Regions from separate parts of the Homo sapiens genome. Here region 1 is linked to region 2. Evidence: chromatin loops called from intact Hi-C (ENCODE). Cell type or tissue: heart left ventricle. All regions are shown on one strand. Links, peaks and the distances in the headings refer to the core of each region. The heading gives the core; the rest is flanking DNA.

Evidence for each region. Hi-C counts contacts between places; a loop is a spot of excess contacts. Peaks named below come from ENCODE experiments on the same cell type or tissue, not always from the same donor. Only the 100,000 strongest peaks of a DNase experiment are listed, where the experiment ranks them.
Region 1: it touches region 2 in a loop (5-fold over the local background); 2 of 110 quality-filtered maps call a loop at or near these places.

What each region holds. Positions count from the first base shown.
Region 1 is chr7:113,981,655-113,987,054 of GRCh38, reverse strand. No RefSeq gene overlaps it. Among named protein-coding and RNA genes, the nearest start is that of PPP1R3A, 65 kb to the right of the region's middle. In heart left ventricle, for the core only: no CTCF peak of the experiment used is centred there; no DNase peak of the experiment used is centred there.
Region 2 is chr7:113,915,935-113,921,334 of GRCh38, reverse strand. PPP1R3A (protein phosphatase 1 regulatory subunit 3A) reads left to right here and starts at 2,326. Exons shown (of 4, transcript NM_002711.4): 1 at 2,326-3,120. The coding sequence starts at 2,339. In heart left ventricle, for the core only: a CTCF peak has its summit at 2,138; no DNase peak of the experiment used is centred there; H3K4me3 peaks cover 3,008 bases; H3K27ac peaks cover 3,627 bases.

The sequences.
Region 1 (5,400 bases), core at 76-5,075, 66 kb before region 2:
ATTTCTTTCCTTCCACCAAAATTTTCACTTGGTCCATACTTACTGTTTTTTCACTTTAGCATACACTCTACCTAGAAAGTGTTGCTTTTACTTCATAGAAATTCAGTTTTCTGGTTAATTGCCACAGTAATCTTTACAGAAAACATACCACGACTGGCTCCTCTGATGATTCTTTCATCTCTTCGGCCTCCTCTCACAATCCATGTGTTCAATTTATACTGTGTTAATTTGTACAGTGAATAATGTTGCTTTGTACATGTTTTTTCCTTTAGGTCTTTAAAAGTATATGTATTCCATCTCCCTGACTACATGGCAAACTTTAAATGGGGAAGTCACATATTTATATTAGCTTCTCTATTTCCTTTCTCCCTCCTACTACTTGTTTTGGTACTCTAAGATAGTGGACTTTTTGATGTACTGAAATGTAACTAGGAATTTCTCATTGTAGATCACTGTAGTTCATTATTTTGACAGATTATGAATGTCATTTCCATGTTTGGGATGATAAATGGATTAGATTAAAAACTAAACATAAAAATGAACTAAAACAACTTATAATAAATATAGAAATGCTGTAATATTATTTTCTTGATATTCAATTCTATAAAATACTGCCGATGATGATGATGGTGATGATGATGATGATGATGATGATGATGCTGTTGCCGCTACTGCTGATTTTTAGAGATGAGCTCTCACTCTGACACCCCTCTATTATTTTTGAAAGGAATATATGTTGCAAATACTGTACAGTTTTTCTTGAATTTAAGTATATTGTGTGATTTTCATTTTGTATGTTTAGCATCATTAGTTTTATGACTGAAGAAATAAAAAATGCAGTTTGCAGTGTTGGTTCATTAGAACACACAAGACCCCAACCATAGCTCTTTGCCTTAGTCACAGGCATTTCATCTGGGCAAGGCTGTGAGATGTCTGGCCCAATTTGCAGGTTTGGCAAAACCAAGTGTCCCTTTCCTTGAATCTGCTCAGTTTCATCAGCCTCTTACCAACCTCAGAAAAATTGCCCACTCATTTAAAAAAAGAATTTATGATTGCCACCAGGCAAGTTTTAAATATTTATTTTATTAGCTTTTATAACACTGATTTCCTCTTAAAGGTATTAGTGAATATCCTTACAAACTGTTAAGTCGATTGTAGTCTATCAAACAGTTTGTGGGTACAGTTGGCTCAGGTTTCAGATAAATATTTACTGACATCACCAAACTTAATGTAAGAAAATAATGAATAGTGATTTTATAATTTGACCTAACCAATCTAATAGCAGAGCTACATTGTTTATTACATATGTTATTAAATCACTTTCAATTCATTTAAACAATTTACCAGCACATGTTCTATATAGAAGGATCTATTTGCTTGAAAATATTAATATTTATGATTTAGTATTGATATTTTTAACACCTACATTAAATTGAATCCTGTCAATTCCCTAAATAATAGTATAGAAAATATTGAAAATAATTAAAAACTAAATTTGGAATCAATAAAATTACTTTTATGTATTCATTTTGTTTTATCTGAAATATTAAACATACTTAAAAGAAATATTATTATTTTTATATAATTAAAAGAAAATCATTTTCATTATGATTAAACATATTATACTCTACAGTAAAATTTTTATTTACTTAGCTCATTTGTAGCAAATAGTCAAAAGAGGTATATACTATATGTATCTTAATATATCTATTTTCCTATAAGAAGTATAAGAATAAACAGAAACAGGATAATATATAAAAATTATATTTGTCTTAATTTTAAAATGTCTAATATAGTTCATAGAGTACATTAAATAATTTTAAATTGTTAACAGGTTTTCAAAAGTGAGCACAAGAATGATTTATGTCTCCTATCAATATATGAAATGTATTTGCTTTAAAGGACAATTTATTAAAAATTAAACATAATATATTTCAGATTTACCTTGTATCACAGGATATCAAAAGAAGATAATTTTCAAATAGTTATTTGTATTGAAGAATATTAACAACATTAAAATTACAAATGGCATTTTTGTTGACACATGTCTAAATGGGTCAAGAAATGATTAGATTTCCTACTAATTATGAAAAAAAGAGGTAGATATTAGGTTGTATAGGTAGACTAACTTTCACAGGAACCACTTAAATAGTTTTTCTTAGACTTCAGTGCCCAGTGCTAATGATGGTAAGTTTGTTGCAGATAAAAGGTATTTGTTATTACATTTGAAATAAAGTATTTAAAAATATTATATTCCATGCTCTATTAAAATAAATTATTTTCCATGCAGTGTTCAGGAAATAGAAGTACCTTTGGTCAAATAAATCTTAGAATATAGACAGAGTAAAATTTCCCCATGTAACCAAATACATTTTTTGAAGAGGTAAGTCAAAAGCTTTTCTCTGTTGTCTAAAATCGCCCGAAAGAAAAATTCATTAATGTTGACCGGGTGCATATTCCATTAATTTCCCTTTCTGTCTTCACCTCTTTCCTTGTTGATGAAGCGTTCATTTAGGGAGATGTTGTGTCTTGCACTGTTTATTCATCCTTGATTCTGGATCTAGTAGGGATGAAAGTTGTCCTTAATGTATTCAAATAGAAGCTAAATTCATCTTATTTGCAGGTAAGATGAGAATGGTCTTTGAAATTATAAATATAATTTCAATATAAGATAAAGATGGCTTTCCTGAAGTGACTTCATTTGTACTGTTCAAAATATATTGCTTTACAAAAAATTCAGAAGTGACACAAATGATGAGACTCCAGGAACCATTTGAAACTCTTCTTTCTGATGAATGCTGACTGCCTTTTAATTAGTTAGAAGTGTATCTTCATTCATTATAATAGACATCAATTATTGGTTCATAATGGGTTTTCAGAAAGTATAAAATGTGCCTCAGTAAGTTGACCAATTGAATCAGAAATGTTGTGGAACTCAAGTTAGTATACCATTCTCTTTTTATACCATATTAAGTCAATGTAGTAAACAATTAAAGTAGAACTGCTGATATTAAAAATATAAATTGGAACTAAAAAATTACAATGCAGTAAATATGAAGATAAACAGTTCATGATGTTAGTCCTCCATGTTTTTATAATCTTGGAAAAAACACTTCAGCACACTCCATTAAAATCTTATGATTAATGAAAAAAGGATTACAGCTAGATAACATTGTGAAAGGATTAACTTCTTCACTGATATGCAGAACAAATGAAAACCATTGTTTCTGGTTATGTATTCTACACCAAGACAAACAATAAATGTTTGTTTTATGTATTTATGAAAAATCTCAGAAATGAAGTATTCTATTAAATCCAATAATAACTGCTGGTTAAATATAAAGGAGTCATTAGTCAGTTATTCCCATTGCTTGTTGGTAGTACTATCTTAGTTCTTAAAGCATGAATACGAATTTACTTGCAGCGTTGCACTACATATTAAGAGTTTCTTGGAGAAATCAAGAAACAACTAATATAAACATTTAGCTCTAATTGGTTTTGCAGTTTGTAACAGTTCGGGACAAGGAATGTGAGGGCCAGAAGAGAAAATACAATAACAAATACTATGAATAGAAAGGGAATATTATACACTGTGTGTGTGTGTGTGTGTGTGTGTGTGTGTGTGTGTGAGAGAGAGAGAGAGAGAGCAGGGGAAGGAGAGAGAGAGGGAGGGAGGAAGGGAAAAGGGAGGGAGCAGGAGACAGAAAAAGAGGGAGAGAGAGAGATGCTAGTTTCATTTTATAACCTTGAGGAAATAATTTCATCATTTCACTTAACATTGTCTATTTTGAACACTGCCCAACATGTCTCAGATACTCTACCCTTATACTCCCATCCCCACACTACTTTATGCTTTCTTTATTTTGTATTCTCACATTTTCCTGGTTTTCTAGTACTATTCTTCTGCCCTAAAACTGCCTGATTGTTTATAGGTCTTACAATCTGCCTTCTTAGCCCTTACATTTAGGAAAATGATTTTCTGCTAAGAAAGATTACAGGACTCTTCTAGATTGAGTCGGCAAATTTATCATCTCCAACCTATACTGGAACCTCAATATTGTGAAAATATTTCTGGCTCAACTTCTACTCCTGCTCCTCCCAGAGTATTTAGAAACTTTCATTAAGCTGTTAAAGACTCTTTTTTTAATATGGTACAAAATGGCCATCACAAATTTCACATAAAAGTCAGTAGGAGAGTTGCCACCTTCCTCCACCTTTCTCCTTCCGGTTCATTGTTCATATTACTTTCATAATGATATTTCTGAGATGCAAGTCACTTTACTCACTTGCTTAAAATTTTCATTGTCTCCTTGTGTTCATTATGATAAAAACTACTCCTAAGCATGATCTTTGAAACCTTTGAATGACTTTGGAATCTTTCAGCAACTACTATTGATCACCTCCTCTAGTGTCTAGGCACACTTCTCTGTGCTTGGGACATATCAGTGAACAGTATACGCAAAGATCCCTGCCTTCACGGAGATTATATTCCAGTGGTGGAAGAGATAATAACTGCTAAATATAGTATGTAAGTAAATTATCCAGTATGTTAGAAGATGACACATGCTATAGAATTAAAAAGTTGATCAGCAGTTCAGGGATTGAAGAGGCAGGTTTGGTCTAATAGACTGGTCAAGGTCAGTCTTATTGAGATTTGAGTGCATGTTTACCTCCACATGCACCCCAATTTCCCATCATACCTTACTATTTTCCTTTTCCCAAACATATTTTCTTCTGTCACTTGTTAGCACTGTGGTTTTACATAGAATGTACAGTTTCCATGAAAGCCTTCTCTGCCCAGCCCATTTCTACCTTTTAGTCCACCCTTTGCTGTGACATAATTCCCCCCAAAAAGTTTTCCCTTACTACCCATTTACTCCTGGACAGGTTGGTTGTTCCTCTTCTGTATTACCACAAACTCCTGGTGTTTTTGTAATGATTTATGTATTTTATATTACGTTTTCCTTGGTTATGCTACAGCAACAAAAGAACCCTAAATCTCAGTGGTTTATTTCTCATTCATTATATTTGGGCTGTAGCAACTGCAGGATGATTGTGGCTCTGCTCTGTGTGTGTGTGGTTTTTTTCATTCCAAGAATAACCCATATTGAAACATATCTTTTTCCTGGCAGAAGGAAAAAAGAATAGCAAAACATGTAATGGCTCTTAAAATTTCTGCCCAGGTGTAGCATACATCACTTATGCTCACATTCTATTGGACAAAACAAGTGACATGGTGAAGTCCAAAGTCAATGGAGTGGGAAGGATTCCCACAGGGAATCCTTTCAAGTCATTTGACATGGGATGGGATGGGAGATAGAATGCTCTTATAGGAGGAAACAGAGTAATTAGGAACAACCTAGTCTACCACACTTGTATGTCTTTCACAGTAGACTCTGG
Region 2 (5,400 bases), core at 232-5,231:
AGCCTTTGAAAAAGACAAAAATGAAACAAATTACAAATCATTTCTTAATGATATATATGAATTCTCTGTAGCTAGATAGATTACATATCTATCCATCTATCTGTTGATATACCTTAGAAATCAGCCTTTTACAAACATATATCGGAATTGAAATAGTGACTGGTGCTATTACTATAGGTTTTGTGCTAGACATTTAACAAGAATCTTGTTTAATTTTAAACATTGTACTTTGACAATTAAGGCAACTGTGGGTTAGAACATCTGAGTAACATTCGGAAGGTCATCCAGCTAGTAAGCAGCAGAGCCAGGAAATGGACCCAGGGGTCTTCATTTCCATTCCTTTGCTAACTAACTCCTGGATAGTTAAAATATTTCAGTACATTATTATATCTTAAATTTTCATTATCCCATTATTTACATGGCTATATGAACTATTTTACTAATTTCCATAAAGCATTTTGTTGCTGATTTCCTTGACTACATAGCAATGTATTTCAGGTACCTTGAAATATAGCTACTTGTAGTCATCAAATCTGAAAGGCACAGACATTTCCGCAGCCATTACCCATTCTTGAGCAATCCATGTGGTCACCACCCATTCTAGCTATGTGGATGAGATAAAGCTCAAATAATTTCATTTCTTTATCCTTCTAGACACTAGTCACTTATAATTTTAGAAAATAATTTCTCCATCCACTACTTTATGCAATTCAAATTACCTAATAAGTTATACCATATTAATGAGGTTTTCATTTGAAAGAAATTATGCTATTGGGCTCTTTATAAAAAGAAAAACTAATCACCTTTCACACTTCGTATATTTTTTCAGTTTAATTAATAGATATTTTGAAAGAAAACCATGCTCATGTATAATATTTCAAACAGTACAGCAGACCATAAAGTAAAATGAATAGAGCCCCCATTCCTCTGCCATCTTTAAATTCTGTGGTTAGAAGTAAATACTGCTAACATTGTCTTTTGTATCCTTTCAGGAGTTTTCTATGTACATATCTGTACACATTTTCTTTTTTATCACTTAGCCATTTATCTTGGTTATCTTTCCATATTAGCACATAAAGTGCTACTTTATCCTTCTAAAACATTCTATTGTATGGGTTATTTATCCAATGCTCTTTCGAGAGGGACATTTAACAGGTTTGTAGAGACTGTTAAACGCACAATTCTGTTATGAACATAGATCTCTATTTATCTTTGTATACTTTCCCATACTGACAGAGCAAATTTCTAGCTGGGGCATTTCTCGGTCAAATTGTGTGCAGTTAAATTTTTATAGGTTTTTACCAAAATGACCATCCCCCAACTTGGGTTTTATGACATAAAAAAAACGTGACAGTTTAAGCAGGCTGTTCATACTTTAAAACTCATATTGAATTTCAAGGTGTGATGGTATCAACTTCTGCTTTGTGGGCATAAAATGGCCATTTGCAAAAGAACATTTTATTCTACGTAGATGTATTAGTCCTGGATCAGGCTTACCTTTGCCCACTTATATTTGTAAATCAATAACATGTCTTATCTGTATTTTCCCATGGCTTAATTAAAATAAATGTACTAATGTTTAAAATAATGAATTTGATTACTTCTTTGTTCTAGGCTTTTGCTTGGGTTATTTCTTCTACCTGGACAATCTGCCTTGCTCCAACCTTGCATGTCTAAATTCCACCTACCCTTCATGCTTTATTTAAAATGATACCTTCCCCATCTGAATCATGTTTCCTTCCTCAGAACTTTCAGCACCTCTATTTAACCCTTTTGTAATAAAGCTATACATTTATAAATCCCTGAAAATGATAGCTGTCATTATTAGTAGGCTCTGGATCTCTTCAGTTCTATAAATGTTCTTATCTTTCCCTGTTTGCACTTACCTGCTCCATGGATTAATTTAGTCCAAACTACATATTCAGTATTGTGATACTACTTTTATTTTATTTAAAAAAAATCCACATTTTCATTTTTAACATCAACTAATTAAAATAATATTTTTATCCTAAAGTTCCAGGATTTCCAATACAGCAGAACATGATTTAAAAATATCTGTTTGGAACTTAGCTCATAAACAAATACAGCTTTAAAAACTGCCAGTTAAATCTGAAACATACTGGTGGGAGTAGCATGGATGCTATCATATGCAAGGCCTTTAGGGGGAGGCTAGCAGGGTTGCAGGCTAGCATAGTTGACACGCCATTGGACCTATTTATAGAGCTGAGTTCTTTTTGCAATGTCAACTGTAACATTATACCTATTTTAAGCCTCAGTATCTCAAATGTCAGCCTCTACTAGTCGTACAGTTCTCTCTTATTTGATATCAGAGAGCCCAATGGAGCCTTCTGAAGTACCTAGTCAGATTAGCAAAGATAATTTTTTAGAAGTTCCTAATTTATCTGACTCTCTTTGTGAAGATGAAGAAGTTACTTTCCAACCTGGTTTCTCCCCTCAACCAAGTAGACGAGGTTCTGATTCTTCTGAAGACATATACCTGGATACCCCATCTTCAGGTACTAGAAGAGTTTCATTTGCTGATTCCTTTGGATTCAATCTTGTGTCTGTTAAAGAATTTGATTGCTGGGAATTACCGAGTGCTTCAACCACTTTTGACTTAGGGACGGACATTTTCCACACAGAAGAATATGTTTTAGCCCCACTGTTTGACTTGCCTTCTTCAAAAGAAGATCTTATGCAACAACTCCAAATACAGAAAGCAATACTGGAGTCAACTGAGTCTCTTCTTGGGTCTACAAGTATCAAGGGTATTATTCGAGTTTTGAATGTTTCTTTTGAGAAGTTAGTATATGTAAGAATGTCTTTAGATGACTGGCAGACACATTATGACATTTTAGCAGAATATGTTCCTAATTCATGTGATGGTGAAACTGACCAGTTCTCCTTTAAGATTGTATTGGTTCCTCCTTATCAAAAAGATGGCAGTAAAGTTGAGTTTTGTATACGTTATGAAACTTCTGTTGGTACATTTTGGTCAAATAATAATGGCACAAATTATACATTCATTTGTCAAAAGAAAGAACAAGAGCCGGAGCCTGTAAAACCATGGAAAGAAGTTCCTAACAGACAAATAAAAGGCTGCTTAAAGGTAAAATCAAGGTGAGGATATATCTTACATATTTTATTATTCACAATCTTAAAGTTTTTATGTCATTCTTTATTTCATGTGTTGTAAGAAAGTGACTCTATTTAAAAATATACTGCTTGCTATGTAAAAAACAATGGTGCCAGGCTTTAACAAGGTCAAAGCTATTCAAATAATAGCACTGTGTAACCCTTTCTACAAATGTGAGAAAAAATATGGCTGTAATGCAATAGGTTGGGAGAGAAGTGCACTGTGTATATTACTTGCCTAATGAGTTATAAATTATTCCTGCTCAAACCATGAAATCTAGATTATTCACATATAAAATTATTTACTTTGACATTTAAAGTACTTTTATTTTCAGTCGTTTTTAAATGTCTATGCTTTCCTTTGAAACAGTTTTGATTAACATAAAACTATATTTCAATATGTATCTAGTTCTCAGAAATTTGTAAACTTCTCCCAAAAGCTGCAAAGAACTTCTTCATAACTGTTTTGAGTTATACAGGGATGTTTGAAGTGATACATGTTAATTTAAATTATAAAAGAAATGACCTTAATGATTAACAGAAAGACATAAGTATATCAGTGATATATGAGTTACACACAAAATTTCATTAATTATAACCAAGAATAACATTATGGAACACAAATTAGTATAATTTAGTAAAAGTCAATGGAGCAGAACAAAAAATGACCCAAATATAAATAGGGATATTCAGCTATATAGATTAGAGATTTGGGATGTGACCCCTCATTAGTAACCTTACTCTCTTGTTAATGTGAAAAATAAGAAAAACTGGCATTCAGCTGTCTCGATAGTACATAGCTGGCTAATTTCTGTGACACTAGGTAAGTAGAGAAAACATTCAGGAGAAGTGAGACCCCTTCTGCTCCTCAGTATCCCAGAGGGAAAGTCTACATTGCTCCAGCCACAGGCAAATGTTTGATCATCCTCTGAGTGGTCCATCTTAACTGTCCCTAAACCCAAGGATTTTGGTAACTGTACCAGAAATAGTGTAATGTAGGAAATAGGAAATATAGGAAATAGGAAAGGGAACTGTTTTGGAATCAAGACACCCAGATTTAATTCTCTAAGGGGAATTTAATACAAAGCATAAGATACGATATTGGGAAATTTTTTTAAAAATTGTGCTTTAAACGATAAATAATAACTACTAAATGCATTGTTCCAATGTATTAATAAACTAAATGCAGTATAGATGGAAGCAATTCAAACATATATATTATGTTTATTTTCATTTTCCTTTAAAGTCATCTGAAATATTGGCTTAATCAACTTTGTGAATTAGGCCAACTTTCTTGGTCTAAATCAAACTTTCTTTGATTTTAACTGATGCTGTTAGGAAAGAGAGTATAATAATCTCTACATAGGCTAAAATAATAATTTAGATGTTTATGAAATTACTCTAACACATTAGCTACACTAACAAAATAAGTTCAACATTATTTAGCAAACTAATTTATATGCATAATATATACATATTAAATACTTTAGAAATGAGATAAGCATTAGTGAATATCTGTTAAACACACTGCAACTTGCTCTATATGTTAGAGAAACCAAAATTTAGAAAAGGCGCAGCATTATTGTCTAAAAGCTCATAAAAGAGGCAGTGTTGAACTCAGCGGATTTTTCTGCAATTTAATGCAGTTTTAAAATTCAAGCAATACCTGCTGAACTGTGGTTTGGATAGGGGATTCCTTTGATTCCTTTGATATGCCAAACTTGACTGATACCAAGGCAAAGACTAGCCAACTGATAGGCCTCATCTTCTACCTTGGTCATAATATTTTTGGAACTTCTCCTAGTTGAAGATATGTAGAACTATATGTATCCACACATACATTTGTATTCAGAACAGTAATCATTGGATTCACAGCGGACACCATTCAAGTTTTAATATTGCTTTGGGGAAAAACCTGAGAAGAACTAAACCACAAAATGGTCTGAAGGCCTGTAAAGTTTCCTAATGAGTTATAAAAATGGAAAAAATCTCTCTCCCTCAAAACCACAAATACATTTTCTGCACTTCTGTAACTTAAAAATGACCAACATAATTCGAACCACATTTTGAAAAAAGCATTTGCCTCTGGAGGAGGCATTTTGTGCTGAATTTCAGTCCAACATGAATTTTTACATCTGATTTATATACCACTCAAAATGGAGTGTATAAAGGAAATCCTGACAGATCCTTAGAACAGCATGTGCCATAATAGAATATTTATACAGCTTTTCCATGATATAATTTATATGCAATGGGGTTTCAAAT